6 separate regions of the Mus musculus genome follow, and regions 1, 2, 4, 5 and 6 are each linked to region 3. Evidence: chromatin loops called from intact Hi-C (ENCODE). Cell type or tissue: left cerebral cortex. All regions are shown on one strand. Each heading gives the region's core, and the rest is flanking DNA. Links, peaks and the distances in the headings are about the cores only. Region 1 holds the start of Cenpb (centromere protein B). Region 2 holds the start of Ap5s1 (adaptor-related protein 5 complex, sigma 1 subunit). Region 3 holds the start of Pank2 (pantothenate kinase 2). Region 4 holds the start of 1700037H04Rik (RIKEN cDNA 1700037H04 gene). Region 5 holds the start of Rnf24 (ring finger protein 24). Region 6 has its middle 64 kb from the start of Rnf24.

What was found. Hi-C counts contacts between places; a loop is a spot of excess contacts. Peaks named below come from ENCODE experiments on the same cell type or tissue, not always from the same donor. Only the 100,000 strongest peaks of a DNase experiment are listed, where the experiment ranks them.
Region 1: a loop joins it to region 3, with 4 times the contacts of the local background. A loop is called at or near these places in 19 of 42 quality-filtered maps.
Region 2: a loop joins it to region 3, with 7 times the contacts of the local background. A loop is called at or near these places in 12 of 42 quality-filtered maps.
Region 4: it touches region 3 in a loop (2.3-fold over the local background); 11 of 42 quality-filtered maps call a loop at or near these places.
Region 5: a loop joins it to region 3, with 7 times the contacts of the local background. A loop is called at or near these places in 6 of 42 quality-filtered maps.
Region 6: a loop joins it to region 3, with 3 times the contacts of the local background. A loop is called at or near these places in 14 of 42 quality-filtered maps.

What each region holds. Positions count from the first base shown.
Region 1 is chr2:131,177,335-131,182,512 of GRCm38, forward strand. It overlaps Cenpb (centromere protein B), which reads right to left and starts at 2,733. Exons shown (of 1, transcript NM_007682.3): 1 at 1-2,733. The coding sequence starts at 2,542. The coding sequence ends at 743. In left cerebral cortex, for the core only: CTCF peaks have their summits at 2,885 and 3,107 (motif pointing right); DNase peaks (open chromatin) are centred at 1,990, 2,393 and 2,915; H3K4me3 peaks cover 2,345 bases; H3K27ac peaks cover 1,743 bases.
Region 2 is chr2:131,206,778-131,211,756 of GRCm38, forward strand. Ap5s1 (adaptor-related protein 5 complex, sigma 1 subunit) reads left to right here and starts at 3,583. Exons shown (of 3, transcript NM_001291031.1): 1 at 3,583-3,904; 2 at 4,486-4,696. The coding sequence starts at 4,521. In left cerebral cortex, for the core only: a CTCF peak has its summit at 3,367 (motif pointing left); DNase peaks (open chromatin) are centred at 3,504 and 4,435; H3K4me3 peaks cover 1,870 bases; H3K27ac peaks cover 2,279 bases.
Region 3 is chr2:131,260,082-131,265,259 of GRCm38, forward strand. Pank2 (pantothenate kinase 2) reads left to right here and starts at 2,419. Exons shown (of 7, transcript NM_153501.2): 1 at 2,419-2,734. The coding sequence starts at 2,488. In left cerebral cortex, for the core only: a CTCF peak has its summit at 2,269; DNase peaks (open chromatin) are centred at 534, 1,423, 1,912, 2,324 and 1 more place; H3K4me3 peaks cover 2,502 bases; H3K27ac peaks cover 2,558 bases.
Region 4 is chr2:131,158,806-131,163,983 of GRCm38, forward strand. It overlaps 1700037H04Rik (RIKEN cDNA 1700037H04 gene), which reads right to left and starts at 1,276. Exons shown (of 6, transcript NM_026091.3): 1 at 1,148-1,276. Gm14232 (a long non-coding RNA gene) reads left to right here. Exons shown (of 3, transcript XR_003954063.1): 2 at 700-921. In left cerebral cortex, for the core only: a CTCF peak has its summit at 2,194; DNase peaks (open chromatin) are centred at 836, 1,352, 1,685 and 2,134; H3K4me3 peaks cover 1,674 bases; H3K27ac peaks cover 1,322 bases.
Region 5 is chr2:131,349,455-131,354,632 of GRCm38, forward strand. It overlaps Rnf24 (ring finger protein 24), which reads right to left and starts at 3,438. Exons shown (of 6, transcript NM_178607.4): 1 at 3,282-3,438. Gm30590 (a long non-coding RNA gene) reads left to right here and starts at 3,378. Exons shown (of 2, transcript XR_374984.2): 1 at 3,378-3,724. In left cerebral cortex, for the core only: no CTCF peak of the experiment used is centred there; DNase peaks (open chromatin) are centred at 2,098, 2,576 and 3,505; H3K4me3 peaks cover 2,488 bases; H3K27ac peaks cover 2,041 bases.
Region 6 is chr2:131,414,499-131,419,676 of GRCm38, forward strand. It overlaps the pseudogene LOC115489428. Among named protein-coding and RNA genes, the nearest start is that of Rnf24, 64 kb to the left of the region's middle. In left cerebral cortex, for the core only: a CTCF peak has its summit at 2,188 (motif pointing left); DNase peaks (open chromatin) are centred at 2,192 and 2,466.

The DNA of each region.
Region 1 (5,178 bases), core at 752-4,751, 82 kb before region 3:
TATTGAATTCAAGCTGGGAAAGGAGCACCTGGGTGGCTGGACTCTGGGCCCAGCCCCAGGCCCCTCTGCCCAGGATGGGGGTCTGCAGAGGATGAGGCAGAGGCCTGTAGCTACCCAGATTGGAGGTGCCTGCTGTCACGCCCCTGGAGGGCCTCCTGGAAACCTCCAATCTGGAAAGAAAACCAAGGGCCAAAGACTGGGCCAGAGAAAGGGATCTGGGGAGGTGGAAAGCAGGCAGAGGCAGGCTCGGGAGCCCGCCCTAAGTTACACTGTGCTTCTTTTAGCCTAGAGATGCAGGAGGGGGGCTGCTAGTTTTGTGGGGGCCTAGGCTAGACCTTCCTCTGGAGCCCTTTCCAGAATGGCTTTGGGATCCCCCCACCAAAGACCTGGTTGGGTGGCAGGGGGAGAGGCACTCTCTGGCCAAGAGCTTCCAGGACCCAACCCTGGCTGCTGCTGTGATCTAGCCCACTGATGGCATGGTGTGGTAGCACCGGACAGCTCCCCACCCATCCAGTGCCCTGAGCCCAGGGACTAATGGGGAGGAAAGAGGATTCTGAGAAAGAGGCAACAGCAGTGAGGGGGACCTCAGCCCCTGGGCCTGTCTCAGAGCCTGGAGCCTGGAACCTGGCGAAGCGTTGCTGAAAGCCCTGGGCTTCTCCAGCCATCTCCAGCAGCTGCCCAGAGTTCTCTGCCTTGGGCAGGAGCAGCCCATCTGGGCTGGGGTACAGCTATGTCCAGCAGCTCAGCTTTGATGTCCAAGACCCCGAACTCCCGCCTGCCTGGCATGGTTCTTCCTAGTCACGTGGACCAGATCGTGTTCCAAATGAAGGATGTGACTCTGCACTCGGTCATCGATGGGGAAGGAGGTCAGGTACCTCTTGACCATGGCAAAGTAAGCCATGGCCTCCCCAAAGCTGGGCACAGGGACCTCATCACCATCCTCATCATCCTCCTCATCTTCATCCTCCTCATCCTCCTCTTCATCGTCCTCCTCTTCATCACTGTCTGAGTCAGAGTCCTCTCCTCCTTCCAGGAAATGGAGAGTGGGGAACTGGGCCTCTTCCTGGACACTATAACCCCCAAAACCACCACTGGCTTCCACTACTCCCTGGGCCCAGTCTTCAGCCTCTAAACCCTCAGAGGAACTTTCTTCCTCCTCTTCATCACTATCATCAACCTCACCTTCCTCTTCTACCTCTTCCTCTCCTTCCTCCTCTCCTTCCCCTCCTTCCTCCTCCCCTTCTTCTTCCTCTTCCTCCTCCTCTTCCCCTTCACCCTCCTCTTCCTCCTCCTCCTCTTCTTCCTCCTCCTCTTCCTCCTCTTCCTCTCCCTCACTCTTGAAGGAAGTGGTGATAGTGGCATTAAGGCCACCTCCAAAACCCGCCTCACGAAAGCAAGTTGCTATGTCCGAGGGCTCCACTGCCTGCCAGGCTGCAGCCACAAAGTGCAGGGCCTCCACAAGGCCCAGTTGCAAGCCTGAGGGATCCTGGCCCTCGAGTGCTGCCATGGCCTTGAGCAACATCGCCTGGCGGTAGTGGCCCTTCACCTGTTGGACCACTCCTCGCTCCAAAGGATGCACGGTGCCAGGAGGGAAGAAGGCCAGCTGCACGTGCCGCAGGCCCGAGGTGTCCAAGGACTGGGCAGCCAGACGGCCGGCCAGCAGAAGGACCCGACGAGATTCTGCTGCCATTCGAGTGTCCAGAGCTTTCAAGTACTTAGCCAGAGCCTGGGTGGTGACTCCACCCTTCGAGTTGGCAGTGTAGTCGCAGGGCAGACCACCTTGCCCTGCACGGGGCTTGGCAGATTTGCCTGCGACCAGTGGGGGAAGCTTCTCGCTGCCATCGGCGTTGGCGCACAGCAAAACGCTAAGGCGCTGGGTGGCCTGGCGCGCCGGTCCATCACCTCCCCAGAGCCCTGAGGCCTGGTCCGACAGAAAGTCGTACCACAGGCTGGTCTCGGTGGCGCTGAACACGTCCTGCGAGGCGTAGCCCTCAGCTACCGACGGCGGCTGCTCCTCCCTCGTGTGCCAGCCGGGTGTGCTCCCACCGCTGCCCTCGGAGGGCACCGTGGCTGGGCCGGCAGGTGCCGCTGGGGCCCGAGGGGCAGAGCTTCGCGCCCGAGAACGGGTCACGCCGCTGCAGGCCACTACACCGTGGCGCCTGCGGAAGCGATCCAGCCAGCCGTTGGAAGCAGTGAAGTCGTCCATGCCCAGCTCCTCCGCTATCCGCAGCGCCTTCTCTTTCAGGATGATGCCCTTGACCGGCAGCCCGGCGGCGCGGATCTGCTGGAACCAAGCGATGAGAAGCCCCTCCAGCTTGTCGTACGGGGACAGCTTGTTGGTCTTGCGGCAGGTGGAGGCCACTCCGTACTTGCGCTCCGACGCCAGGATGGCGCGCTTGTTCTTCAGGATGGTGCTCAGCGTGGACGGCGGGATGTTGAAGCGCCGCGCGATCTCGCCCTTGCGTAGGTCCGGGTTCTCCTCCACCTCCTGGATGATCCGCGACTTCTCCCGGAACGTCAGCTGCCGCCGCTTGGGGCCCATCCCGGCGCGCCCTCCGCCCCGGGGCCCGGCACCGCCGTCGCCGCCCCGGGGCGGGGGGCCCGGGCCCGCGGCGGGGGGGGCACCTGGTGGCCTCTCCGCGCGCCCCGCCCGAGACAAAGCGGCTCGCGGGGCGGCGGCGGGCGGTGGCGAGCGGCGCGGGCGGCAGGACGTGCCCAGCGGGGAGCGCGGCGCGGCGCGGGGCGGAGCGCGCGCGGGATCTCGCGGGAAGCGGGGGGACGCTGGGCGCCGCCTCCCGGACCCCGCGCCGCTGCCCGGACCCGCCGCCGGGGGCGCTGAGGCCCGGACTGTGCGCCTCGGCCACGCGCGGGAAAGGTCATCGGCAGAGACAAAACGCACTTAGGCACCTGGACAGATGCGCAGGGACCTTTTGGTGCTCTCCGGTCTGCTCTTTCCTCCAGAGGCGGCTAGCTGGCATCAGGCTGCTTAGACTGCGTTTTAATTGGTTGGCGTCAAGCGATTAGGATTTTTTGCTACGTGTAAATGCAATTGTCTGTATGCTTCTTTTTAAATAATTGTCTTTATGCATGTGAATGTCTGCCTGTGTGTAGGCGCTCCTGCATGCAGATGCCCAAGCAGACCAGAAGAGGGCTTCAGACAGGAGTAGGATTGCAGGTAATTATGAATTGCAACATGGGTGCTGGGATCCAAACCTCTTGAGAGCAGCCTGTGCACTTTAAGTGCTGCGCCTTTTTCTCAGACACCTAACATGAACTTTAATGGTGTATACTCTTCCAAATGTGAAAGAGCCAATCTATGGTTACGCAGTTATGTTATTGTAAAGACAACATAGCATTTAAATCCACTTGATGGTGTTAATGACATTTTAAAAATTCTAGCAATTTTTGTGATGGCGCATGCCTTAATCCCAGCATGAGGGAGACAGAGGTAGGTGGAGGTTGAGCCAAGCCTGGTCTCCAGGGCTGTTTGTTATGCAGAATACCACTTTCTTGAAAAACAAAAATAAACAAGATCTAGTAATTCAAATCCATAAACACTATTAACATCTGGGTGTTATTGGTTCCCCCCTCCCCATGCAAGTAGCCATATCTAAAACTACAAAAATGCGTATGTACATAAACATCTGTACAAATAAATCTTAAAACCTCCTCCTGCAGGACCAAACACGAAAGTGATGAACCCTTGAGGCAGTGCGCACAGTGCAGTGTTTTGCTTGCCTGTTTTCGTTTTGTTTGAGCAGAGTCTCATTATATAGCCTTGGCTGACCTGGAACTCTGTATTGACCTGTTATGGTCTGAAACTCATGGAGATTCTCCTGCTTTTGCCTCCCCAGTGTTGGGACTAAAGCATGTACCACCATACCAGACAACCCAAGAAACGAGAGAGAGAGAGAGAGAGAGAGAGAGAGAGAGAGAACTCTACAAAGACAAAACTCAAAACAAACAAGCAAAAGACCAGTAAAACAAACAAACAAACAAACAAATACCCAAAAAAGTCTACAAAAATACCATTGAGTTCATTTTGTGTTGACCAACTACACCTGGGCGTGGATCTGCCCTTGAGTGTGGTTGATATACTCTGACATTCCATGGGGAAAAAAACCCTGATTGTCCCTTTGCCAGTGGGTATCAGTTGCAGAGAGCATCTTGGTTTGGTATGGGACACTTTGTCCACTTTCCCTTTCAGTGCTGGGACCTGGTCTGCCTTGAACCTGTGCAGGCCATGTGCATACTGTGAGTTCATATGTGTATCAATCCTGTTGTGTGTGGAAGTCACTATTTCTGTGGAATCATCTCTCACCTCTGGCTCTTTTTTTTTTTTCCAAGATTTATTTTATGTATATGAGTACACTATAGCTGTCTTCAGACACACCAGAAGAGGGCATCAGATCCCATTACAGATGGTTATGAGCCACCATACGGTTTCTGAGAATAGAACTCAGGACCTCTGGAAGAGCAGTCAGTGCTCTTAACCACTGAGCCATCTCTCCAGCCCTCACTTCTGTCTCTTAAACATCATTTTACCTTCTTTTCTGCATAGACCCTTGAGCCCTTTGGTGAGGGTTTTGATAGGTTGCCATGTTTTAAAAAGTCTTGAAAGAGCAGCCTCCAGGATAACGGGCTGAGGAGCTGGGGTAGACAAAGCTTTAGGTCAAGAAACAAAGAGAACCAAGGATAGAGCCCTGGGAGCTTCTGGGTTAAGGGCTCTAGAACAACACACTTAGGAGAAACTGATAAAGACAGAATCAGAAATCAGGTCAGTGTTGTGTTCTGCGAGGCCAGAGAAGAGAGTGTGACTCCCTACTCTTCGGATACACATTTCACTTTCCATGTACATATTGGATCCTGAGTGTCTCTGCCTTTGTCCACATTTCTCATGCTGGTCTTTTCCCTTCTACATGTGCCATAAGGATCAAACTTAGGGCCTCATGTTTGCCAATTGTATGCTCTACCCCCAACCGTATTTTTCCGACCTTTAAGAACTCCACTTTAGTCAAATAGTGGTGGCACAGACCTTTAATCTCAGTGCTTGGGAGGCAGAAGCAAGTGAATTTCTGTGAGTTCAAGACTAGCCTGGTCTACACAGAGTTCCAGGACTGCTAGAACTACACAAAGAAACCGTGTCTCAAAAAACAAAACAAAACAAAACAAAACAAA
Region 2 (4,979 bases), core at 980-4,979, 53 kb before region 3:
CCTAGAACCCAGTGGCTGCCCTGACCCATCTCCAAACCATCCCTAGTCCCTGAGCTGCCATCAGTAGCTGACATACCAGGGTTAGGAAATGTCTTCCTCATCTGCCTGTGGATTTCTGAGTCCCTACTAGGTGCTGGGCTCCCCTCTGCCCACTTCCCATGCTGTGTCAGTTAGGGACACTTTTGGCCCCATGAGCGAGAGCCCTGAAGTGGTTTCATCACATACGGGTATATGGTCATCATGTGGCATGACCACAGCACTTCCAGGCCCCAGGCTGCTCTTCATCATTACTGTCTGCATCTAGGTCTTTCTTCCTCAGTGGACACGGATCAGATGGCTGAGGGTTGCAAAAGGTCAGAGAATGACACTGTAAGTACCACGACCTGAACAAAATTACAGTTTAAGAACAATTTATTTTTATGTGTATGAGTGTTTTTGCCTTCATGCTTGTCTGTGCATCACATCTATGTAAAACTACAGCTCTTTTGAACCCTGTCTTAGGTGGTTTCTTCAGAGCCCCAGTGCCAGTGAGGAATTTTTCATGGGACTTGAGATAAAGCAGGAAGACTTTGAAAGTCTGTATCTAGAGGGACTGGCTTCTCCCACTACTTACACTTGCTACAACTTAGATGGTAGCTATCACCTCCCCTATGCAGTCTCCGCAGATTGTGCCTGCAGGGTCAATGCTTGGATTCTTTCCATTAGTGAATCTGTTACTTCTCTTTAACTCCCACCTGCTGTGGCTACTGCACTTGCCCACATAGAACCCGCTAGAAGGACCCAGAGGATGATGGTCAGCTCAGGAATGGGTAGGAGGCTTCCCTCTTCCTCCTGACTTCCATGTCAGAGAGCGTCTTGTGTAGCTCAGGTTGATCTTCTTGCCTTCACCTCCAAGTGCTATAATTACAAGCATTCAGACTTGTAGAATGCTCTCCTCCAAGTATAAGAGCCTTCATCTTCAACAGAACAGCCGCAGCTCTTTTTAGGAGACCCTCAAAATCCTGCCTGCTGACTGTTAGCATTCCCACAGGGAGTGGAGGGGGCCCTGAGCCAGTGGCATCCTGACCCAATGTGTATTTTGTCAAAGACTCCAAGGCCAATTGACTCATAAGAAATTAGCAAAGCTGGGCTGGTGAGATGGCTCAGTGGGTAAGAGCACCCGACTGCTCTTCCGAAGGTCCAGAGTTCAAATCCCAGCAACCACATGGTGGCTCACAACCATCTGTAATGAGATCTGACTCCCTCTTCTGGAGTGTCTGAAGACAGCTACAGTGTACTTATAATAAATAAATAAATCTTTAAAAAAAAAAAAAAAGAAAGAAATTAGCAAAGCTATTGCCCATATGGGCCAGGCACAAGAGGAGTCAATGTATACATGTGTATTAACAACTGAACAGTGTGTGCAAATACTAGCAACTCTGGCTTCCTCCGCTGCATGTGTACAGCCTGAAACTGATCACTTACATAGACTGCCTACTGGACTAGCCAGCCCCTCCCCCTGCGCTCGGCTGATAAATAGGCTGGTGGAACTCATTCTTTCCCCAAGTCAGGCTCTAGTGGAATCTTCCATTGTTGTCATGCTGTACACAGAAACAGTAAATATTTGTTTGGGTCTCCCAGGGAAAGCATTCTTGTGACAGCGGCAGCGTGTCTGTTCTCTCAGATCATGTCCACCCTTCACCATCTTGTTCAGGTTCTCCCCTCCTCCCTTCCCTCCATGCACAGGCTGTGGGAAGCAGAGCTCAGGATCCAAAGACTTTCCATTTTGCACTGTGATGTGTGACTTAGTCATCTGCCAAATGAGAGACCACACCCAAGTTTCTTTCCCTATTATAAATCTGACCCATGTCTAACTCAAGCCTTGTGTTATTCTAGTGCCAGGGAGGGATTCTATTATATTCTTAGCCTATTTGTTTATTTATTTTTATTTTTTTATTCTTTGTTTGTTGAGGCAGGGTTTCTCTGTGTAGCTTTGGCCATTCTGGAACTCTCTCTTTAGACCAGGCTGGCTTCAAACTCACAGAGATCTGCCTACCTTTGCCTCTCAAGTGCTGGGATTAAAGGCTTTTGCCACCACCTTATCTATTTTTTAAGAAGGATCTATGTATCCTTAACTGGTGTCAAACTCACAAAGATCCATCTGCCTCTGCATTTCCAGTGCTAGGATTGAAGGTGTAGTGCCTGGCTCTCAGCTCCCTTTAAATTCAAAATTCAAGGCAGGCAGATGGATCTCTGAGGATCTCAAAAAGAGAAAGAAAGAGAGAGAGAGAGAGAGAGAGAGAGAGAGAGAGAGAGAGAGAGAGAGAGAGAGAGAGAGGAAGAAGGAAGAATTCAAAGTAAATTATTACTTCAGTGGGTTTGCTAGATGGCCAGGCACATTGCTAACATGAAGTAGACACTGTTAGGCTGGCTGCTTTTGACCATGTCTGAGGTGGCATGCACGCATGTTTCCAGGGACCCAACAGACTCTCTGAAGCAAAGGTCAAAAGAGGCCAATGGCCACAGGGCAAGTATCTCCCAGGGCACACCCACATCAGGTGAGCCCTCCAGTTCTGCCTGCCTCCAGCACTGACCAGGGAAGTCATCTGTTGTACCACCTCTGCCTGGGTCCCCCACTGTCCTCCAGGGTACTGGCTCAGTGCATTCTTCTCCCCACATCCCACACAAGATTAGTAGTTTCCAGTGGTTTTGGGACTTGATATGGACTGTCTGAACAGTGAAGAGAGGCCAGGATATCATGCTCTCAATGCCAAGTGGCCCCCCAGCTGCCACAGACCTCTCTGCCAGTTCTTTGCTACAATCTGCTGGCAGACATGAGGCCTGGCCCAGAGTGATAGGGACCGGGGACAAGGAACTTCTGCCAAGAATGGAGCAAACATAACTCCCTAGCTCTCTGATTGAGACACCACTCTGCCTGGACCCATCCTTTTGTATTGCATCTGAGATCGAAACACTCGCAGCATATGCAGTACCAGTCCCCTGAAACTGCCCTAGTTCTTATGGCCTAGAGGGTTCAGGATGCAGTCCTTAATGAGGGGCTTTCTTCAGAACCCCTGCCTGGGCCACTCAAATCTTTCTTTTTGTCCTCAGACACTAGTCAAGTGACTGTAGACCTGCCTTAGAAAGCCTAAGGAATTCCCATGCCTTTCAGAGTTAAAGGAATGTGTGTGTCCCAAACACCTCTTGGGCCATTGGTTCAAATGTAAACTCATGACTGCGTTTCAGCAGGCAGACTTCTGCTCCTGCAATTCGGTCATTACTACTGCACAGAGCTTGGCCTGAGGACAGCCGAGCGGAGGCTTCCTTGGACAGTTCCGCGCACGCCGCCGGGGTCCTCAGCGCCCCCTGGCGGTCGCCCTCGCAGTGGCCAGGCCGCAGCTGATCAAGGGCTTTCTAGCGCCTTCAAAGAAGCTTTCCGTAGCCATGAGCCCTCCAGGGCGCCCCCGCAGCCGAGGGGATCGGCTGGTCAGAAGCGTGTACGTCCTCGGGAAGTCGAGGACCACGCCGGGACCACAGGCCCATGGCTGAACTACAAACCCCAGAGTTCAGCGCGCCGCTGCTGCCCGCGCGAGGCAGTGACGCAACTGGGGCAGATAGTGGGAGGAGGACGTGGTGCCCTGGGGTAATGACGCGCTCAGCTGGCGGCAGAAGGGTGACCAGAGGTCAAAGTCTGCAAATCTAGGTTCCCTTCCTGAAGCGGGCTTGCTAAATTTCCTGTTGGGTAACTTTGAATTCTTGGTCTGTTTAGCTTTAGCTGTGGCTAAACACTGTTTCTCCTCAGCCTTGAGACCGGGGGCTGCCACTCTCGCTTTGCCCAGAGCGGCCAGGCTCTCTCTCTGTGTATCTGTGGCTGACTTGAATTCCTGATTCTCTTGCCTCCGCCTCCCGAGGGTTGGGATTTCAGGTACGTGCCACCACGTCTTTCTTTTTGAAATGATTTCGGTTATCTCGGTAGATCCCTTTGGGTAAGGTTTGCCCCGCTCACTCTGTCCCAGCCGATGTGAATCGGTTGCAGATGCGGCATTTTAGAGGTATTTTCTTGAGTGTTTCCTAAAACAAAGACATGTTCCTGCATTCAAAACCAAGTGTCACTGATGAAGACTCCCCTCTCACACTCCATACTAAAAGTTGTCTCAATGGAGCCCGGTATGGAGGCTGGGTTATTTTGTTCCGGGAGCAGACTTGGCATTCAGCTGTGGTCTCTGATTTTTTTTTTTTTAGTTCTCAGTTTTTCCTGCACTCGCATGACCCGTATGCATTTGGAGATTCCCTGACAGTTTTGCAGAAGTAGGTTTAGCGACATAGGAGATATGTCCAGCTATGGATGGCCCTTGTTCTGTGATGCAGAGCAGGCACTAGATTATTCAGAGGCTAGGCAGATCTAGATGGTGATCGCTGTCTAGCCACACAATCTCTGGACACACTCCCAGGCCACACCCCTCATTAGGGTGCCTCCTTAGCAGGGGATTCACTTTCACCATCTAGGTCTCTGGCTTTCCTGGAGCACCCACCCTGGAGCTATGGTCCACGCTTTCCTCATCCACACTCTGAGGGCCCCGAATTTGGAAGATACAGGCCTTTGCCGAGTGCTCTATTCCTGTGTCTTTGGTGCTGAGAAATCACCCGATGATCCACGGTCACATGGTGCAGAAAGGGACAGGCTCTTCCGCAAGGAACAGATTTTGGCAGTGGCCAGGTAATCACACAGCCCAGCTCCAAGCTTCATTGAACACAGAGGTAGTAATAAGGGACACTGGAATAGGACAGGCAAACAGGAAGACCAAAAATCTGAATGTTTCCCCCAGTTGTCCTCCATTGTTTATAAAGTATCACTATGAAGAGGAGCTAAAGAAAGAATGTTATTATCATGGTAGTTAGTATTTACTGCACTGGGAATATGTTCTGGGAATTGTATGTATGTGTGTGTGTGTGTATATATATATATATATATATATATATATATATATATATATAGTTTG
Region 3 (5,178 bases), core at 383-4,382:
TTTGAAAAAGCTGGGGGTGGGTTTTCAGAAATCTATTGATAATTCAATCTGTGCTGTCCCTTTTCTTCTCGGGATAGGGTCTTCCTACATAGCCCAAGGTAGCTTTTAACCTGGGAACCTTCTGAGTGCTGCAGGTACAGGCATGGACCACCATGCTTGGCTCCAGTCTCTGCCTTCTTTTGATTATGCAGGCAGAGAATAGTATAACTTCCCTGCCTATTCTCTTTTTGCCATGATGGAGTCTGAATCTAAGACTTCCCCTATTTGAAGGACTCTCTACTGGAGCTATATCCTCCTCTCCCTGTTCTCTGTCATTTTTTAATTTATCTGCTTTTAGGTAAGTCGCCTCATCATCTAAATGTCTTTAAGCCTTGATCTCCATACTTTACAAATAAAGCTGGTTGGATTGGTTAAGGTTCTGTAATTAGTTGAAATCCCATATTCATTCACTCCTCCGATTCTTCCTTGGCTTGATTCTTCCTTGGCTTCGATTTTGGCTGAGGCTGCAGGAGCAGGAACAGGAGCGGGAGTGGGAGCGGGAGCAGGGAGTGGTGGCTGTCATTACAGGGGCAGCAGCCACAAATGTAGATGGATTAGCTAAGAGGGCCTCGTTCTTATCAACAAGAAGGGAGGTGTGTTCAGTTGCCAGGCATGGTGGCAAAAGTCAGCTAACCAGTCTGCAGATAACACCAGGAGCAAGAACACAGTTTCCTCTGATAGCAAGCACTTCAGGCTTGTAGATCCAATGCACTCCGGCTGGATGCCCAGCCCTAGGAGGTGGGGGGCGGGGGGGGGATGCTAAGTTCAGCAGTAGGGCTTTGATGGCTCTCACTTTGTCTCATCTATCTTGTCTTTATTGTTTACACATAATTCAGAATTCCAATGATGTCTGAAGATTTTAGCTTAAAGCCTAAAAGGAGCTTTCCTCAGGCTCTAGCCCAGTGATTTGGGTCGGTATAATGGCTACACACGGGACAGAGACAGCATGAGAGGCTGGCAGCATGCATTCTTACTTCAGCATGTGGCTGCCTGGTACTCTAGGGGGACCAGAAGAGAGAGTGGAATGGCCAGAAGTTACAGAGGGTTGTGAGCCATGTGGAAGCTGGGAATTGATTCCTGGTCTTCTGAAGAGCAGTCCTACTCTGTTATGGGCATTCCTGATTTTTGTTAGATCCAGTGTGTGTGTGTGTGTGTGTGTGTGTGTGTGTGTGTGTGTTCCTGCGGAAGCTGGAATTTCAAGTTAGGAAATAAGGTTTCCAGAGTTAATTCTACACTGTGGGGTACTAGTTTGGAGCAAGTATGGGAGTGTTTTTCAGCATTCACAAGAGAAGCTCAGGCCGGAACTATTAGTGAGGGAGTAAGTTAGAAGGTAAGAGGGCTGTTATTCAAGGGACATTATCTCCTCCCAAGAAAGGTACTTAGGAAATTGTGAGAAAGCCTCAGTCACTTAAAATTGAGGGACTGAGGGAATGCTTCAGGGGTATATCTGGGTGGGATATCAAGGGTTAGGGCACTTGGGAAGGGCAAACGATTTAAAAAAAAAATCCATCTTCTGTAAAAACCCAGGGGTCTGGAGCTATGGTTCAGTGATTAAGAGCATTTGCTGTTCTTGCAGAGGTCTGGGTTAGATTCCTGGGATCCATATGGGGAAATCCCTCGATTTCTTCTGCCCTCAGCGACCATCAGGCACACACCAGGGTCACAGACATACATGCATGAAAAATGCTCAAACACATTAAAGAAAAACAAACAAACAAAAACCCCAACAACAACAACAACCCCAACCAACCTAACTTCCAAGCCTTCATACTGCCTTCTTCAGGAAGGGGAGTAGGTGAAGGATTTAGAATCCACCTCCTCCCGCCAGTTGTCATGGAGACAAACCTCAGTCTTTTCATTCCTTCTGGTACTGGGAATGAAGTCATAGCACAAAGGAAGAGACGGTGCTTGTACTTTGTGGACTGTAGTGTGGCTCCTACTGCAGCTATAGAACCAGACCCGGGGACAAAGGCTAAGGTTAGTCGCAGCTCAGAGTCCTTCCTTCTGTTAACACTTCTCAGTAGCTTCGGGGGCTCTATTGGGCGGGAGGAAGGAGTGATTCGTGAACAGAGAAGAGATAGTAGACTCCCTGGAGTTCTAGGGAATAGGGGAGCAGCTTGGCCACCGCTCTCGCGGATGCACAAGAGAGGGCGCCCCTCACTCAAATCCTTTGGGCCCCTCCACGATCGCTCCCAGCCTGCGCTGACCCCGCCTTCATCCGTCCAGAGTGCCTGTCGTTGGATGGTGGCGCGGTCTCTTCGGCTGGAGTCTGGGAGCCTATTGGACAAGACCTCTGGAACCCGCCCCTAGCCAGCTCGGATTGGCTAGCTGCACGTTGGCGCAACGGAAAAGGCGGCAGCCGGCGTGCGCCTGCGCTCCAGCGGGCTGCGCGGAGGCGGCAAGGCGGCGCTGGGGGGCTGGCTCGGGCGGCAGCGGCGGCTGTTGCGGATGGGAGCGGGCCGGTTTGGCGCGCCTATGGAGCGCCAGGGCAGGGCTGCCGCCACCTCAGCCGCGGTCGGCGAGTCTGCGGACTCGGAAGCGCGGAGGCGGGACCCGCTGAGGCGCCGGGCGAGTAGCGCGGCGCCGTCGGGGTCCGGGGAGGCGGAGAGTGTGAGACGGGAGCGGCCCGGCTCTCTAGGCGGCTCCACCTCGGCCGGCCGCCCGCGCGCCGAAGGCCTCCGGAAGAGGCGGCCGCGTAAGTGCCCCGGCACGGCCGTCGTTGTTTGCGCGCCGGCGGTGCCCGCGCGAGGGCTCCCCGCCACTTCCTCCCTGTCCCCTGGGGTGTTCTTTTCCTGAGACTCCCTCTTTTTTTCTTGAGAAGGCTCCTCCTCTCCCAAGTCCCTTTGAATCATCCATCGCGCTCACAACTGAAGCCTTTTCTATGGTGATTAATTTGGAGGTTGCTAGAAAATGCCCCTGAGGCGCAGCAGGCCCAAAACTCGACTCTGGGCTCGATACGCTTCTAAGCTTTGCTCGGTTTTCTTCCCGAGAGAATTCAGGTCATCTCGCATCCAGAGGTTTTCCCCCGTTTCCCTTCCGTTAGTTCACGGGAATTCCGGTTTCAGCCATAGCATTCTGGGCAGTAAAGCCTTTTCTTTGGAAGGGAGTCGACCTGTTCCTCAGTTACTCTTAAGCCTAGGGAGTTACTCTTTTCAGAGAATCGGGTTCTCATTTTATTACCAATTTGTGTTTCTTGTCTTGTGTGTTTTCTCCCCTTTAAAGCCTTTAGGGCTGTTGTCTAGCATCCACGACTACTGCTGAAAGTGTCAATTGTCCTAATACTGTAATAGGAACTTTTCAGCATAGCTGTCTGTGTTTTACATGTGGTTAAGACCTGGATATCAGATTACGGTATGAGGAAGGTAAATGCTGAGTGCAGGCAGGCTATGAGAATTACGGGAAGTGGCTTGATGTGTGAGGTCTGTTGGATAGTCCGCGCCCAGCCCTACCTGCTCACCCCCACCCCAGTTGCTTTTATCGATGATTTGAGCGATTGGATGTAGCTCTGTTTTGCCATGGAAGGTTTGGAGGATGTATGTATGTATGTATGTTTAGTACTTTATATCACTATATGTATATATTTTTTTTTTCTTTTCTCGACTTGTAAGAGATTTTATAATACCAGCCACTTGGGAGGTGGAGGCAGAGGAATATGAAATTTAAGACCCTGTCCTAAAAGAAAAAAGGAAAACGGATTTTCAAAGAGTTCCTGTTGTAGAATCGTTTGCTTGATAAATAACTTCCTTATTACACTTATTTATCGTGTGTGTCTGTATTGGTGTAGGTCAGAGGACAACTTTGCCCAGTCCTGGGGATGGAGCTCAGGTTGTCAGACTTGAGGGCAGGTTTTGTTTTGTTTTGTTTTTTTTTTGTTTTTTGTTTGTTTGTTTTTTTTTTTTTTTTGGTTTTTTTCAAGACAGGGTTTCTCTGTGTAGCCTTGGCTGTCCTGGAACTTCACTCTGTAGACCAGGCTGGCCTCGAACTCAGAAATCCGCCTGCCTCTGCCTCCCGAGTGCTGGGATTAAAGGCATGTGCCACCACGCCCGGCTGAGAGCAGTCTGATGAATTACCCAAGTTGGCCTCGTCCTCAGGGCAGACCCTTCAGTGCTGGGTATATACTGTGCCAGTGCCAGGCTCCTCTTCCCCTTTCTCCTTTCTTTCAGTTGTAGGTTGGAACACAGGGCTTTGTACATGTGGTAAATGTTCTGTCTCTGAGCTGTATATAGTATCTCCAGTCCAAGCACCTGAGTTTTGTTTTTGTTTTAAGACAATCTCATGTTCCAGGATATCTTCTCCTCTAGCTCCCAAGTGCTGAAGTTATAGGCTGTGCATCAAGCACCTGATTTCTAAGCAACAGAAAAACCTGAAGTTCCTTTGTGGGTTTGTATTACATTAACCTGAGCATCAATGTTAGAGGGTTAATGTGACAATTAGCCATATGTAGATGATTATGTCACCAAATTTGCAGTGTTGTTTTTGATTAGTTGTTAGTCTGGCACAATTCAGCCTGGTGAACTCCTGTGGTAGGTATGTGGTGATAGTCTGTTTCACTGACCAAAAGAATGGTGCCCACTGACAAGTAGCTACTCTGCAATTGAGGAATTTTTTTAGCCTTTGTGCTTTTCCTTCTATCTACTGGTTTCTGTTTGTTTGTTTTTTGTTATTTTTGAGACAGAGTTTCTCTGTGTAGCCCTGGCTGTCCTGGAACTCACTCTGTAGACCAGGCTGGCCTCAAACTCAGAAATCTGATTGCCTTTGCCTCCCAAGTGCTGGGATTAAAGGCATGCACCATCACTGCCTGGCTCTATCTACTGTTTTATTGAATTGTTCTTTTTTTCCCATTGCTTTAGACCAAAATAAACATGACTTGTGTATGTGTGTGTTCAAGGCTGTCTTGGGAAAAGTTATGACTAGCAAGTACTGAATGTAAAAATGGCCTACAGGGCTGGGGAGATGGCTTGTTCAGTAAATTGCTTGCTTCAGAACCCAGGTAAAAAAGCTAGGGGTACAGTGGCTTGTGCCATTGATGGCCACATGGGAGAGCAGACAGATCCCTAGAAATTCACTGGCTAGTTAGTGTAGCCTACTCGGCAAAGTTCCAGGCCAGTGAGGCACACTAGCTCAAAAAGTAGAGGGCAC
Region 4 (5,178 bases), core at 550-4,549, 100 kb before region 3:
CTCCCCTACACCCATCCAGGGACCCAGTCACAGCTCAATCATCAGCCCAGCAGAAGCACTTATCCAACCTCCCCTTAAAGCTCAAAGAACACCCACTGAAGTCTCAGACAGGGAGTGCTACATGGAGGTCGCATGTGGAAGCAATCTTTCATCTCCTCAGCCTTGACCTATCTTTGGAGCCCCCTTCCCCAAAGCCAGGGATGCAAGGACGGTAATAGGTGTTTACTCTCACAAACAGTGGAGGGAAGGGTTGACCTGTGAAAAGGGTGTTAGTCCCTCCTGTCTACCAACCTGTGTGGTTCTCCTCTGCCTAGCATTCACTTCCCACATCCCCCTCTGACATCAAAGGAGGCTGCTTGGATTCATCTGGCCTCTAGATTGACTCTTTCACCCAAGAAGCAGAGACACGGGTGAAAGCTGCTCCTACCCCCCACCCACCCACCCACCACCCACCCAGCCCACCCCACCCCACCCCAGTGCAAAGCAATGCCCTACCTTCACATCCCACCACCAAGATTAAAGAGGAAAGACTCAAGCTGTCCAACCGAGCCCTGTTCACTAACAGGAGCACTGGTCCAGAACCTAAATCCAACCATTTCTGTGAGACACTGGAGAGGCTCTGGCTCTGGCCCTCTGGCCTTTCCTACCGCCATCCCTGTGGGTGTGGCACGCCCCACCTCAGTGTTATTGTTTTCTCAGGGGACAAGAGCAGCAGAACGGGCCTCAGACGTACCCACACCAAGAGCAAGGCCGCGGATCTGTCCATCTGAGATAATGCCCTGCGCTCTCTGAGCTCGCCAGGCTGACGCAGGAGTCTCTGGAGCCGACACTCCCAACATCAACATCCTCCTCATGATCGTGCCCGGGCACCGGAGGCTCAGAGGCTACTCTTCCAAGGTCACATAGAGCCACGAGGACCAGGTAGGAACGGGACGTCAGCCACATTTACGCCCCCACCCTCAGGTGTCACTTGTACCCTGCCCGCTAACCGTCATTTGTACCCAGGACCCCACATCCCCCACCCCATCCCGCTTCTACAGAGTTCCTCAGGCTAGAAAGCAAAGCCTCCAGCTCCAGCACAGCTGAGGATCTCAGACCCAGGAGCCGTCTCTGGTGAACTAGACGGAGCCCGGAGGGCCCATCTCACCTTGCAGGCGAGCCCCGCGGCCAGGCGGTCAGAAACGACCGCGGAGGCGGCGGTAGCAGCAGCAGAACGGGCTGGAGAGCGCGAGGAAGAGCCCCGCGCCGCATCAGCCTCGCGCCACGCCCTCTCCTCCTTCATTGGCTTGAGGGGCGTTGAGGGGCGGGGCTAGGGCACTTCAGACCAATGAGCTGTCTCTGAGATCCACCAATTAACGACGAGATTCCACATCACGTGTGCGCGGAGGCTGAGCCCCACGAGTCGACGTCACCCCAGCGGCACGAGCTTGGGTGATGAAGCGGGATGGGAGCTATGTTGGAACCGCTGCTGGAAACCGACCAGAGCGACCTTCCCCATGAGGTTTCCGATCCGCGGCAGTTTTGTCTAGGAGTTAAGCAGTCACCTTTCCTACTGGACTGAGTCTGGATTTCGGTCTTCCTTTCCCACCCATTCCCTATTCCAAATAAGCATTAGAACAAAGAAGGCACGCGGCGTAGGAAGGGGGGAAGGGAGCGTACGCGGGCGCCCCCGGGGACAGGAGCTTCTGCTCCTGGTCTCCAAGGAGGCGGTCGCCATGGCAGCGGGATGCGTCTCGACCCACCCGACAGGGTGTGGGCGTCTTCGTAGAGCACTTACTAAGGCTTGTGGATTTTTGCCACAGGCCCACCTGTCCGTGTGCGACTATCTCTATCCTTATATACACTGATTAGGACAAGAGGTTTAAAGTGCCGAAAGAGCAGTCAGAACACACAGGTTCCCGATCCTTCCAACTTAACTAGCGGAGACAGGCCTTGGACCGCTGAGAGCTTGCTTGTTTTTCCGATAGAATGTGGTCGCTGCCTGTAAGAGTCCTCAAGGTCCGACTCTTCCGTGTCCTTATGGCTGTTAACCTGACTCGGATCTTGTGTTCGCACGCTGGTAACAAATAGTCTTTCTGTGCTATTGTTTTCATAGCGTTACTTCAGAGGGCCCAGTGCTTCCCTGCTGTCTTCAGCAGGGCTTCTCAAACTTTTTATCGTTGTTTTGGATGGTACGTGCGCTCCCTACTGTTGAGAAAATTCTGTCCTCCAGAGCGGACATTGAGAACTTTTCATTCTAATCCCAGCCTACTCAACCCCTACTCCCACCTTTCCAGAAGCCCCGTGGTGTGTTCCATATCTGTTCTTTTCCAAGTCAGCAGACAGTGCCTCCAAAGTATCCTGAAGGCCACCACGCCAGGCAAAAGCAGCCTGCAGATGTATAGCCCCCGGAGACTTTTATAAATACTTTTCTTCCCATCTTCTTGCCCCTCATCCTACTTCTTCACAAAGGATTCTCATTTCCAGTCTTCTTTTGAAATATCAGATCTAACAACACATTCTCACATTTACATTCAAAACAAGAACCAAGGGCTTTGGGGGTAGCGGTCCCTGCCTTTCTGGAACGTCAGTTTACCATAGTCCCCTCTGATTCCTATTTCTCGCGTTTATTTTACTGCCTAGGTGTGTGTTGATTTTCAGTTTCAGGATTCCTGTTTCCCTTTTGCTGCTTTTCACTTGAAACCCATCTCTTGGTGAGCTCTATCGAAAGCAGAATAATCGCTAACAGTTTACTGTCTGAGGCAATTTTCTAATTGTCAACTCCTTTTAACATACTTTCTGAATATGTACGATAGGTAAGTTAATGTGCTAACAGACTCCCAAAGCAAGACACCCCTAGCTTACTGTGAGACCACCACACAAAAAGAACTGTGGTTTCTTGATCTTGCCAATACTCCTCATGTTCCTAGACTAAGCATCTTGGGTACCTGGGAAAACCTGTGATATGGAGCTGCCTGTACTAAAGCATGCTACATGTCTCCAGGAAAGGCCACAAATGGTTTTGGAAAGTTGCCTGGGGAAAATAAGGCTTTGAGTGCCGACAGAACACCAAGATAGAAGTTCTATGGCTGTTTCTCATTGTTCTCAGTGGGCCCGTGCACTGAGACGGTATGGCAACATCAGAAGTGCCCAGACCTATAAGGAGCTTCCTGGGCCCAAGGCCTTATTATCCAAAGCTAGGACAGCAGTCTCTATAGAGTTGAGGGCTGTAGATGAGAAGAGATGAGCAACTGCAGGTTAGGCAAACTCCACTTCCAGCTCTGAGTAGTCTGAACTTTATGAAATAAAAAAAAAACTATAATAAATCTCCTTGGAAAACTAATAATATGTAATAAAGTTGATAGATGCTTGGGGGCTAGAGAAATGCTTAGTAGATAAGAGAATTTGCTGCTCTAAGAGCAGGATTTGAGCTGGTCAGTGGTGGCACATGCCTTTAATCCCAGCACTTGAGAGGCAGAGGCAGGTGGATTTCCGAGTTCAAGGCCTACCTGGTTTACAGAGTGAGTTCCAGGACAGCCAGGGCTACACAGAGAAACCCTGTCTTGAAACAAAACAAAAGACCAGGATTTGAGCCTGGTGGTGGTGGCACACACTTTTAATCTCAGAACTCGGGAGGCAGAGACAGGTGAACCTCTGAGTTTGAGGCCAGCCTGGTCTACAAGAACAGCCAGAGCTATTACACAGAGAAACCCTGTTTCAGAAACAAACAAACCAATAAACCAGGATTTGGTTCCCAACACCCACTTACAACTGCCTGTAATTCCAATTCCAAGAGATCTGATTCCCTCTTCTGGTATCCTTGGACTCTGCACACATGTGGTTACACATACAGACAAGCCCATGCACATGCACGCACACACACAAACACACACAAATAAAAATTTGTTTGAGCAGGGCAGTGGTGGCACATGCCTTTAATCCCAGCACTTAGGAGGCAGAGGCAGGCGGATTTCTGAGTTCGAGGCCAGACTGGTCTACAAATTGAGTTCCAGGGCAGCCAGGGCTATATAGAAAAACCCTGTCTCAAAAAAACAAAAACAAAAACAAAAACAAGTTTGATAGATGCTAAAAATATTACATTATTTCTCTTGTGCACAGGCACACACACATGGTTCCATGTGTGTCTGTGTGTGTGTGTGTGTGTGTGTGTGTGTGTGTGTGTATCAAAGCATTTGTAATAGGCCCTGTGATGGTTTAAATATGCTTGGCCCAGGGAGTGGCACTATTTGTAGGTGTGGCCTTGTTGAAGTAGGTGTGGCCTAGTTGGAGTGGTGTGTCACTGTGGGCATGTATTTTTAAGACCCTCATCCTAGCTGCCTGGAAGTCAGTCTTCTCCTAGTGGCCTTCAGATGAAGATGTAGAACTCTCAGCTCCTCTTGACTGGATGCTGTCATGCTCCCACCTTGATGATGATGGACTGTAGCTCTGAACCTGTAAGCCAGCCACAATTAAATGTTGTCCTTATAAGAGTCGCCTTGGCGTGGTGGCGCATGCCTTTAATCCCAGCACTTGGGAGGCAGAGGCAGGTGGATTCCTGAGTTCGAGGCCAGCCTGGTCTACAGAGTGAGTTCCAGGACACCCAGGGCTATACAGAGAAACCCTGTCTCAAAAAACCAAAAGAAAAAGAGTCGCCTTGGTCATAGTGTCTGTTCACAGCAGTAAAACACTTACTGAGCCAAGCTCAAACAGGAATAAATCAAATATATATCAACAATAAAATAAACAAATTACACTGTTGTTATACAATGATATCAGTGACAAAGGACAAGCTGAATGAATGCAAAAATATAGATATTCTTAAAGACAATATTGAGCAAAAGATACTGGATACAAAAAATAACATCTACTTTTGAATTTTAGTGCGTTTCTTTTGATAAATGCACTATGTATTTCTCTTAAGAATATATCTAGGGTTTTCTGGTATATAGCCTGTTGTAGCTTTATAAAGTGCTACTTAGCTCGTATGAAGAGCATTTTTCAAATTTTCCTTCACATATGTTTTGAATAAGGACGGGCTACAACAGACATTTTTGCATGAGATTTAAAGATTGGAAGAAAAATAGCAGCAATACAGAATTTGACATTTACAAGCTCCAAGGAAGAGATCTGTCACCCACACACTTTGTTGATCTGCTAACTTACCTCACTGACATAGATTAGCAGATATGCCTACAAGGA
Region 5 (5,178 bases), core at 503-4,502, 89 kb after region 3:
AGTCACTCTCTTCAGATACACCAGAAGAGGGCATCCTATTACAGGTGGTTGTGAGCCGTCATGTGATTGCTGGGAATTGAACTTAGGACCTCTGGAAGAGCAGTCAGTGCTCTTAACCACTGAGTTATCTCTCCAGGCCCAATATATTTCTTTTTGGATGAAATTCAAGTTAGCAACTCAAACAGCTTTTTGTTTGAGTTGTATTTAACCCTGGCTGGCCTTGAACTCACAGAAATCTATCTGTGATAGAAGCCTGCTGCTGCTTCCTGACTATTTGATTTTTTTTTTTTTTTTCAAATTACCACTTCAAGCCAGGTATGGCTGTGGATGCCTTTAATCCCACCACTTGGTTGGTAGAGGCAAGCATACAGATCACTGTGAGGTCTATGCAGTGAGATGGGTCTCAAAAAAAACAAAAACAAAGCCAAAAGATAAATATTTAAACACAATACATTCCGTATTTTGCTCTTTCTTTAAAGTTTTGTTCTTGTTTTGGTTTTGATTAGTTTTTGAAGACAAGGTTTCTCTGTGTAGCCTTGGCTGTCCTGGAACTCACTCTGTAGACCAGGCTGGTCTTTGCTGGGATTAAAGGTGTGAGCCAGCAGCCTGTGTGGGTATGTAAACTTACTTGCCAGAGCAGATGTACTCATCACTGAGCAACCTCTTCAGTCCCAGGTACAGTAATGTTATACTTACATGCTGAGAGGAATGACAGTGGGAAAATAGTAAGCCTGTTTTTCTTTTATTAAACCATTATGTCTTTTGTTTGCTTGAGACTGATCTGTATTATGTAGTCCTAGCTGCCCTGGAATTCAAAGAGGTCCACCTTGCTTCTCCCTCCTGAGTGCTGAGGTTAAAGGCGATCACCATACACCCAGCTTTTAATGTTTCTGTAGGTTCATAAAACTTTCTATGTTCAGAAAAAAAACAGAAACAAACAAACAAACAAAACAAACAAAACCACGGTGATTGTAAGGGACAATAGCCTAGAGTCTGACCTGAGGCTATTCAGGCCACATTCCCTGGCAGAGTGTACTACAACAGCATGTGAGGTACCAGGCCTACCAAAGCAAGGCTGCAGGGAAGTCCTGTGTGATACCAACACATCGAAGATCTATTACGTGTTTGGTTGCGAATTATTATTATTTTAGCAGGGTCTCGTCAGGATCTCTTGTATCCCAGACTGGCCTCAAATTCACTATATAGTCAATCTCCCAAAGGGAGATGGATTACAGGTATGGGCCAGCAAATCTAGTTAATTCCGTCCAAGGGATCAAATCCAGGGTGTTGTGCATGCTAAGCAAGTACTTCGTGTTTGGTCCCTTGAATTAATTTCTGATCACTTAACATTCAGAAACTTTTGATTGCTAATGTTTGTGACTCCCACAGTTATGCAATCCCATATTGGATTGTGACCCACAGTTCACGAAAGAAAGATGCATAAAGCAAGAATTTCATTAAGAATAATGGATTGTCATCCAACCAGTGGAAACTTTCCTTCAAATTAAAAGCAAATGTTTCAGGCAGAGTCTATACATAAACAGATGTTGTGGAGGTTTACATGTCATTTTGTACTGAAATTTTACCAGGGATGAAAATATATGTGACTCAAAAATAAGTAATCTTGAAGAGAATCTTAAAGAAAACTGAACCCACTCAATTATTCATATATAAACTGCATTTTTTTTACCTCCACTATTTTGAATCAAAAGATCATAACAAAAATATTTCAAAAATGTGCTTTTTCACTCTACAAAATTAGAAGGGTAAAAAAGAAACAAAAATATCATTATCCAACTAGAGTAATAACTATCTTCTAAAATTCAAATAATCTTGCTTAAAACAAGATAACAAGGAAAAGTTTGTTGTTTATTGAGACAAGGTCTCATTCTGTGTTATGGCCTGGAAATTACTATGTAAATCAGACTGGCCTTGAAACCACAGAGATCCTACTGCCTCTTCCTCCCAAGTCCAGAGAAGGCATTTTCGGCCACACCTGCCTATCTTAAATACCTCTTTTTAACTGTCTAAGTGAACACACCCTATCAAGTTAAAGCCTATGGAACCCAGCAGCGCTTCCTAGCCTCTTTGGGGACGGAGAAGGGGGGAACCAGGAGCAGGGGCGAGGGGGAATGAAGACAAACAATGGAGGAAAAAAGGGGTGCTTTCTGATAAGTCATGTAAGATGATCTGTTCAGCTAGGCTGCACAACCAAACACACAAAAATTCAGATCAAAGCTAGGGTGCATACCACGGTAATATTTAGGTAATATCCTTTGCCAAAGCATTAAGGGGTGCGGGGCGGGGGCGGGGAGGGCGACGACCGGACTGACAAGAAGGTGGAAAGAACCTGCTAGACCACCTCTTATTAGAGCAGAAAGGCAAGAAACATAATCTGTCTGTATGGAAGAGTGGGGAAAGCAGTGCCCTAGATATATTGGGAGTATTCCTATAGATAGGTACACAAGCACAAAGACCTATTATCATGAACTAAGCCCAGAAAACAATGTTCAGGATGCCGGCGTACCGCCGCTACGTAAATAGATCACCATTAATCGTAAAAGAAAGTGTTCTAAATATACAGAGACATAAGAATGCAGACTCACACTTTCAATGAACAGACCCACTGGTTTTACAATGAGAAACAACGAAACACCAAAAGACCTGTTATCTGAAATAACACCAGAGACGAAGGGGTAAAGATGAAGTTATCTTTACACCTCTTTTCCTTCTGCCCTTTACGACGATCTCAGACGGTCTCATTTCACAGGACACACACCACTAAGGTCTCCGGAAACAAAGCAGGGTCACTAATTCTCTGGCCTGTGGGTGCACGCACGCCCCCCACCCACAAATGATGAGGCCGCCATATGACTTTCATTAATAAATAAGCCAACCAGAGAGGTCTCAGTGTGCCTTGCACGGTGTGACAACCAGGCACGAGACAAGCACCACAAAAGAAGGAGTGGCTCGGGACCAGAAAACCACTGCCACACCGCACCCCCCGAGACCAGCGTCGGTCCCCACCACCGACGCAGAGGCAGCGGCTCCTCCATCCTCCGCCCATCCCGCCTCCCCCGCCCGGGCCCAGCCCGAGGTGACCTCCGGGTGACAGCCCGCGCCGCCCTTTGTGCCTGTATGTGGGGACTAACCCACGGACCCCGGTCTCGGAGGGGGTGCGAGGCCGGCGCGCTGCCCTCAGCATCCCAGAGCCGGACCTGCGGAGCCTGCGCTTCAGCCTCAGCCGCGCGGCGCTCAGGCCCAGCCCTCCCCTCACTCACCCGGGCGACGGGCAGCGGGCGTGCGGGCGGCGGCGCCCGGAGTCAGCTTCTTGCGGTGAACTGCTAGAGCCGCGTCCGTGAGTCCGAGCCGCTGAGCTGGCGGTAGCGACTGCTTAGCTGCGGCCCCGGCGAGGGGCGGGCCCGGCGGGGGAGGGGCGGCGCCGCGCCTCTCATTCATGCCGCGGGGGCGGGGTGTGGGACCCGGATGCCCGGGCAAGTCCCGCCTCCTCACTGAGGGCGCGCGGCTTCATTGTCGGCAAGTGCGCAGGCGCGGCGTCCCTTCCGCTGGGCTACTGGCTGCTCTAGAGGATTGATTCGTGATGCCCAGCTATAAGGTTCATATCTTCTCCGCTGTGTAGTGTTTTCCGTGTATGTGGACGTTCGTAAGAGTTAAAAAAGTAAAGCTTCGCTTCTCGTAGCATCCGGCCCAAGAGTCCTCAAAGGTGAGGTACCCCTAGTTAGATCTTCCACCTGCTGCGCCTGTACAGACAGTGGAAGGAAATATATTTAAGAAACAGTGTGTCCTTTATTTAATTACATCTACTCATTACTCTCGACCCCCAGCTCCTATTCTACACTACAGACAAACTGACTCAGGATTTGGGAGCACTGAGCCCTTGCCTAAATTCTAGCAGGTCAGCGAAAGCATGCAGGAGTTCTCATAGCTACCACTGCTAAAACGGATTAGCAGAGGGTGTGGGTACCGCACCTCAGGCCTCCCTCCCTTAACTTCCCATTTCCCTGGGAGGTATTTCCCCCCCCCCCCCCGCCCCCAATCCTTCTATAAACCATAACTAGTTTGTGACTTTAAATTCATCATGGAAAATGCCCACCAGCCCATTCCTCCAGCTTTAGTAAACCATACATTTCCTAGGAAAGGGGAAGTAAGAAGGACTCAGAATGTTTAATCACAGACCCTCGACCCAACTTCCTCTCTCTCCAAATCAGGCCAACACCTGTGAGCTATTTCCCTTCTCTCCTCCCCACCTCTCCCCTGCCCTCCTCTTCCCTCCTCTCCCCCTCCTTCCCCCGCCCCCCTTCTACCTCTGCTCTCAGGATCCCTGCTGTGTTGTTGCCAGCTTAAAAGTCCTACCTAATTCTGTCACCTTGGCACATAGGCTAAGGCAGATCAGTACCGACATTAGGGTACAAAGCTTTCATATTCTTGGTCTCTTGTTCAAGGAATTGAAATAAAAGCTCTCACCGATGTGTAAAAGTAGCAAGAAAATTTAGTTGAAGCAAAGCAAGGGGGGGGGGGGGAGCAGCAAAGCAAAATAAAAAAAAAAAGAAAGAAAGAAATATTCAGGACACACTACAACGGAGCTGCAGGCCACGTGAGTGAAGATACTCAAGGGCTTGGATTACTATCTCAGGCTTTCTTTTACTGCATTCAAGAGAAGTGTCGCACAAACTAGAGTTGTCCGGGGAGAGGTTACCCCAGTTGAAGAATTACCTCCTTCAGGCTGGACTGAAGGCACCTCTGTGGGGCATATGCTTGATTAATGATTGATGTGGGAGGACCCACCCCTTGTAAGCATATCACCTGCCACCGACTGTAAACCTATACACACCAGGAATCTCCTTTGGAAAATATGTCAGTGGTTGTACTGGCTAGAGCTTTATGTCATATCCACACAGCTAGTGCTATCTGGGAAGAGAAGCCTCAATCGAGAAGATGCTTCCATTAGATTGCTTGTAGGTGAGTCTGCAGAACATTTTCTAGATTACTGGTTGACATGAGAGGGCATGAACCACTGTGGGTGGTATCACACCTGGCCAGGTGGTCCTGGTTGCTATGAGCAAGCCATAGGGCGCAAGCCAGTAAGCAGCACCCTTCCATGGCCTCTGCACCAACTCTTTCTTTCTAATCCCTCCTTTGAGTTCTTTTCTGACTCCC
Region 6 (5,178 bases), core at 399-4,398, 150 kb after region 3:
ATGATGCCACCCACATTCAGGGTGGGTCTTCCTTTGGGAATGCAGATCACGGTCTGCTGAACCTGTTACCCAAGCAAGATCTTAGCGGAAGATTGACCACACTGCCAGGACCACTGGTTCTTCTAGTAGGTTGGGCACATCATGATGGTGCCAAGCACGTCAGGGGAAGGCAAAGGCCATGTGCTTGGCAGTGGTTGACGATCATCTTGAGCAAGACATAGATTCCGTTCTACCTATCCAGGTATGCAGAGACCACTCAGAATGTATCAGCAGTTTACCAGTTGCTGAAGTTGGGCTAGCCTAGTGCTCATATCAGCCCCTTTGCTACTAGTGTCTCTAGAGCATTTTCAGTCTTACAGTGAGCAGGATCATTTCAGATGGTTCTATTGGCATTCTTGGGGAAGGGATTGTCTTCCTCCTTGAAGATATAAATAACAGATCCAGGTACTCTAGCTGGAGATCACTCAGTGTCCTCTGAAGGGCAGCCTCCACATTTTCCACATCTTCAGGGTGGTGTTTGGTGTTCCACAGCTTGGGTGTTATAAACACCTCTTCATGGGGGATCTCCCTTCCTGGCCCCACATTCTCCTTCAAGGCCTCTCCAGGCTCATTAGATAGCAGGACAATCATTGTGGTGGTGGCCAACACTAAGGGCATATTTAATGGCTGTGTCTGCATGGCCAGACTCTTTCTTCAAGGTTCCCAGACGAATTGGGGGCACCATTGTCCCAGTGTGCAGGAGGACACACGTGAGCACATGAGTGTGGAGGCCGGGCGGGGGAGGGGGGGTTCCTCAGTCACTGTCCACTTTACATGCCGAGGTAGGTCTTCACTTAAATCTAATTCAAGCTCACTGATTTGGCTTGGCTGGCTGGCCAGCTTGCTCCAGGGATCAGACTTCTGTCTCTGTCTCCCAAGCCGTGGGATGACAGGTGGGCTGTTACTCTGCCTAGCATTTACATGGGTGCTGGGGATTTGAACTCTGGCCCTTATGCTTGTGCATCAAATCTATTAAGCCTTCTCCCTAGGCCCTCCTTCTTGGCTTTCTGTCTAGATAGTCTGTTACTGAGAGAGAAGTTAAAATCTTCAACTATGATGTGTTTGTTTCTCCTTCCTATATGTCAACTGACCTTCCATATGCCCTGTATCTCTGTTTGCACACGTGTAGCATTGCTGTGTCTTCTTGGATTGACCATGTTATTGTTATATACTGTTCTTGGACATTTGCCTCACTCTCATATCCTCCCACATCTGTATCTCTGCTACAAGCATAGCCATTCCTGCGCCCGTTTAAGTTTGTGATGTGTAACACATCCACCCTTTCTCTTATTGCCCACCTATAATGTATTTGAAGTGAATTTTGTGTAGCCAACATATAGTTAGGTGATATGTGGGTTTTTTTTAATAAATGAGTATATTTTGTTCATGTTTTGTTTGTTTGTTTGTTTTTGAGGCAGAGTGTTTTCATATAGCCTAGCTGGCCCTGGAGTTCATTATGTAGTCCAGACTGGACTCAAATTCAATATACTCTGTTTTTTGTTTTTTTGTTTTTTTGTTTTTCGAGACAGAGTTTCTCTGTATAGCCCTGGCTGTCCTGGAACTCACTTTGTAGACCAGGCTGTCCTCGAACTCAGAAATCTGCCTGCCTCTGCCTCCCTAGTGCTGGGATTAAAGGCGTGCGCCACCACGCCCGGCTCAATATACTCTTATTCTGACTCCTGAATGCTAGGGATTATGGCAGGAGGGTGTTTGTTTAGACAATGTCTGCTGGATAGTTTAGGGTGGTTTCCAATTCACAATTGCCTGCCTTCCTGCCTTAGCCTCCTGATTACCAGGATTATAGACATGTACCACCACACCTGGCTTGAAGGGACAGAGCTGTTCCAATCTGCTTGCTGAATGACCCCTTATCTTGTCAAAGGTCCGATACATGGCATGTGCTCTGCATAGCTATGGTGGGCTAAGTCCAGCTGTCTGAGGCCATGGTTAGGAGAATGTGAAGGTCAGGTTATTAGAGCACAGGCTACCAGTTTCGACACTTAAACTTGGTTGACTGAGGTAAAGGCATTGCGCCCCCTCTCAATCCAAGGAACCCTCACTGAAAGAGAAAACAGCCCTTGGTTGAGATTCCACAGAGCAAAATCTCAAGGGGAAGAGTGTGCGGGTGCCTGGTCCTAGGCTCAAAGATGCCTCCTTGTGGCAACTGCAGCCTCTGCAGCTCACTGTTGAGCCGATGTAGACTCACCAGGGAACAGGCTTCAGGGCTCATGTCAGTCTCAGCTTTGTCCTCTTTTTAGCGATGTCTTCCTCAAGGAAGACCTTTGGGGAGGGGGAGATGAGCTGTGTGTCTGTCCACCTGCCGTGAAGATTTGCCAGGTCCCCATCGCTGGTCTCCAGGGCTACTTCCTCTGTACAGGGCAGATTCTGAATGCATCAGCCATGGGATCATCTCCCTTGGGCTGCCTTGGTTTTACTCCACTCTCTTACCTCCTCTCTTCTGGATGGTCTTTACTGGACTGTGGATCCCTCCACGGGGATTAGCTACCTGCTGGATTCATCTGGGTGCTCATCTGACTCTCACGGGCCCCACACCTGCAGTTCTGCACTTCCAGGCAGGCCCTTGAAGAGAAAGAGATCTCTACCACTCCACCACCACCGCTTCCAACCTTCCACAAGGTCCTAGCTCCTCAGCTAGGCTTTCTCAGGACATCTCTTTAAACAATATCTCTCCAGGCAGTTTTAGGCATGCTATCTCCTGAGGTAGATGTCATGAACAGAGATGGATACACACTCTGGATACAGGTAGTAGATCAAGACTGATAGAGGCAACCTGGAAATAGGAGAAAGGAGGTGGGCCTCTCTAGAAAAAGATTTATTCTTTATTCAAGACTGAAGAGCTGCAGTCTCTCTGCGGAAGTGGAGATGAAGTGTGTATTGTGTGAGGGCATTGTAGGTTTTTAGGCTGAAAAAGGGGAACTTTGGGGATGGAAGATTCCATCTGCAGATCAGCTCCTCTGCAGCCTGGAAGTGGTAGGTTGTATCAGGTTTGGGATGCCTATCTCCTGTTGGGAAGCCCCCACAGTTGTTATCAGTCAGGTCATCTCCTGTCCAGGGTTTCTCAGTCTACCTGAGGTTTCTGGGTCAGTGACCCTTCCACAGCTGCTTTAGACTGTAGGTCATTGATGAGGATTTCTTGCCAACCTGATCTGGTGGCAATGACAGAAAGCCCATGTCAGTGTCATTCCTTTTGTGCCCATGTGGTCCATGTGCATGCCTTGTACTATTTTGACTCTGAGAAAAGGAAATTTCCCCACCCCCGCAACATAATGTTTTTATTAATTATTTGGGAATTTCGTACACTGCATCCCAGCATACTCGCTCCCTATTCTTCCAGGCCCACCCTCCCACCCTTCCCCCACTCTCAAAAAAAACAAAAAACAAAAAACAAAAAACCAAAGCAAAACAATCCACCAAGTCCAATGTGTGTTGTCCATGTACGCATTGGAGCATGGCCAAACTCTCAGTGGCCAACCCCTTAAAAAAATGTGTCCTCCCCCACCCCCACCCAGCCAGAAGCCATCAACTGTGAAGAGCTATACTTCAGCATCTACCTATCATATGTTTATCACAGTTTGTAAGGGCTCAATCTTCAATGGCTTCCTGTCTGCACTGTTTCTTTTTGAGTGGGACGGGGATAGGTTGTCAGAGAAGCCTTCAACGTCTCTTATTCTCAGGTGAGTCTGCAGTCATTGATGCCCCTGCAAAAGAAGCAGCCTCGTCTGTAGCAGCAGCAGCCTTGCAGGTCATGGGCATCAACATGGCCTCCGGTGGCAGCACAGCCCATAGACTTCAACACGGCCCTTTGTGGCAGCTTTGCATCATTAACATCAGCATGACTCTGGTGAACAGACCACAGATATCATGGCCTCCTGCAGCAACACTGACCCCAGGCGTCAACACAGCCTGAGGCAGCAGCTCAGATTACAGACATCGCATGGACCTCAGTGGCAACAAGGACCACACAAGTCTGGAGGAGACTTGATCCAGAAAATGACAGTTTTTCATCTCAGATACCTTTTGGGTGCTCAGAGTCCGGGTGACTGTAGTTTGTCAACATGTCTGGGCGCAGGAGCTCCAGGCACCTGTCCATCACCCTGTCCTCAGCACCGGCCACCCTGACTGCACCCTGGACATGACTTGGGTGTCCTGGAGCATACTCTGTAGACCAGGCTGGCCCCAGGCTTACAGGAATCTGCCTGACTGTGCCTGAGGGTTAGGGTTAAAGGTGTGCGCCACCACAACTCTTTGAAAGGAGGTTCTTAACGGAATGAGAAAATGATATCTTTACCTTATCTCTTGCCAGCCAAGGAAAGATACCCAGCTAAGTCCGTGAGAGTTGTTTGTTAGAGGATGGCATTTCATTGTCTCCTGGACTAACTTTATTTATAGTCGGAAAAACAGAGATCCTTGGTCAGTCCTTAACCTGGCATCATTGGCCTTCATTGCTTGGGAGTCTTTGGCTTGGTGGGAAGAGATGATTTTTGCTTTGGGGGGACTCATACGAGCTGAGCTTTACTACGGAGGCCGACACTCCACAAGGCCTAGCATTGGGTCTGGATGGTGTGCTATTTACATTTACACAGCTGTGACCAAAATGCCAGAGAGAAGGACTTAAGAGAGGAGGGATAACCTTGGCTCACTGTTTCAGAGGGTCTTGGGCAGAGCATTATGGGAATGTGTAGCAGATGGGATTCTTCAGCTCTCAGTGTTCCGGAAGCAGAGGGAGAAGATGGAAGGGAGGGCCAGAGCAAGATGCAGACATGGCCCCTGTTAGGGCTCACCTGCTAAAGCTTCCAGAAACTACCAAACAGCACCATCAGCTGGGGACCAAGTGTTCCAATACATGGTTTTGTTGGGGGGGGGGGCATTCCACATTCAAACCATAACAGATGGAGAGGAGAGAGAAGACTGGGCACCTGCGCGTCACAGAGGCTCAAGGGGCACTGGTAAGGCCATGCGAGTGGGAGCAAAGGAGTATGGGACCTCTCAGATGCTCTGTGCTGGGACCTGGTCTCTTCCTAGACTGGGTGCCCAGGCACTGTGAGACAAACAGAGCAAATTCCAAAGACCAGGAATAGAGGCTGACGCTGAGTGAGCAAGCTTCGGAGGCATAAGAAG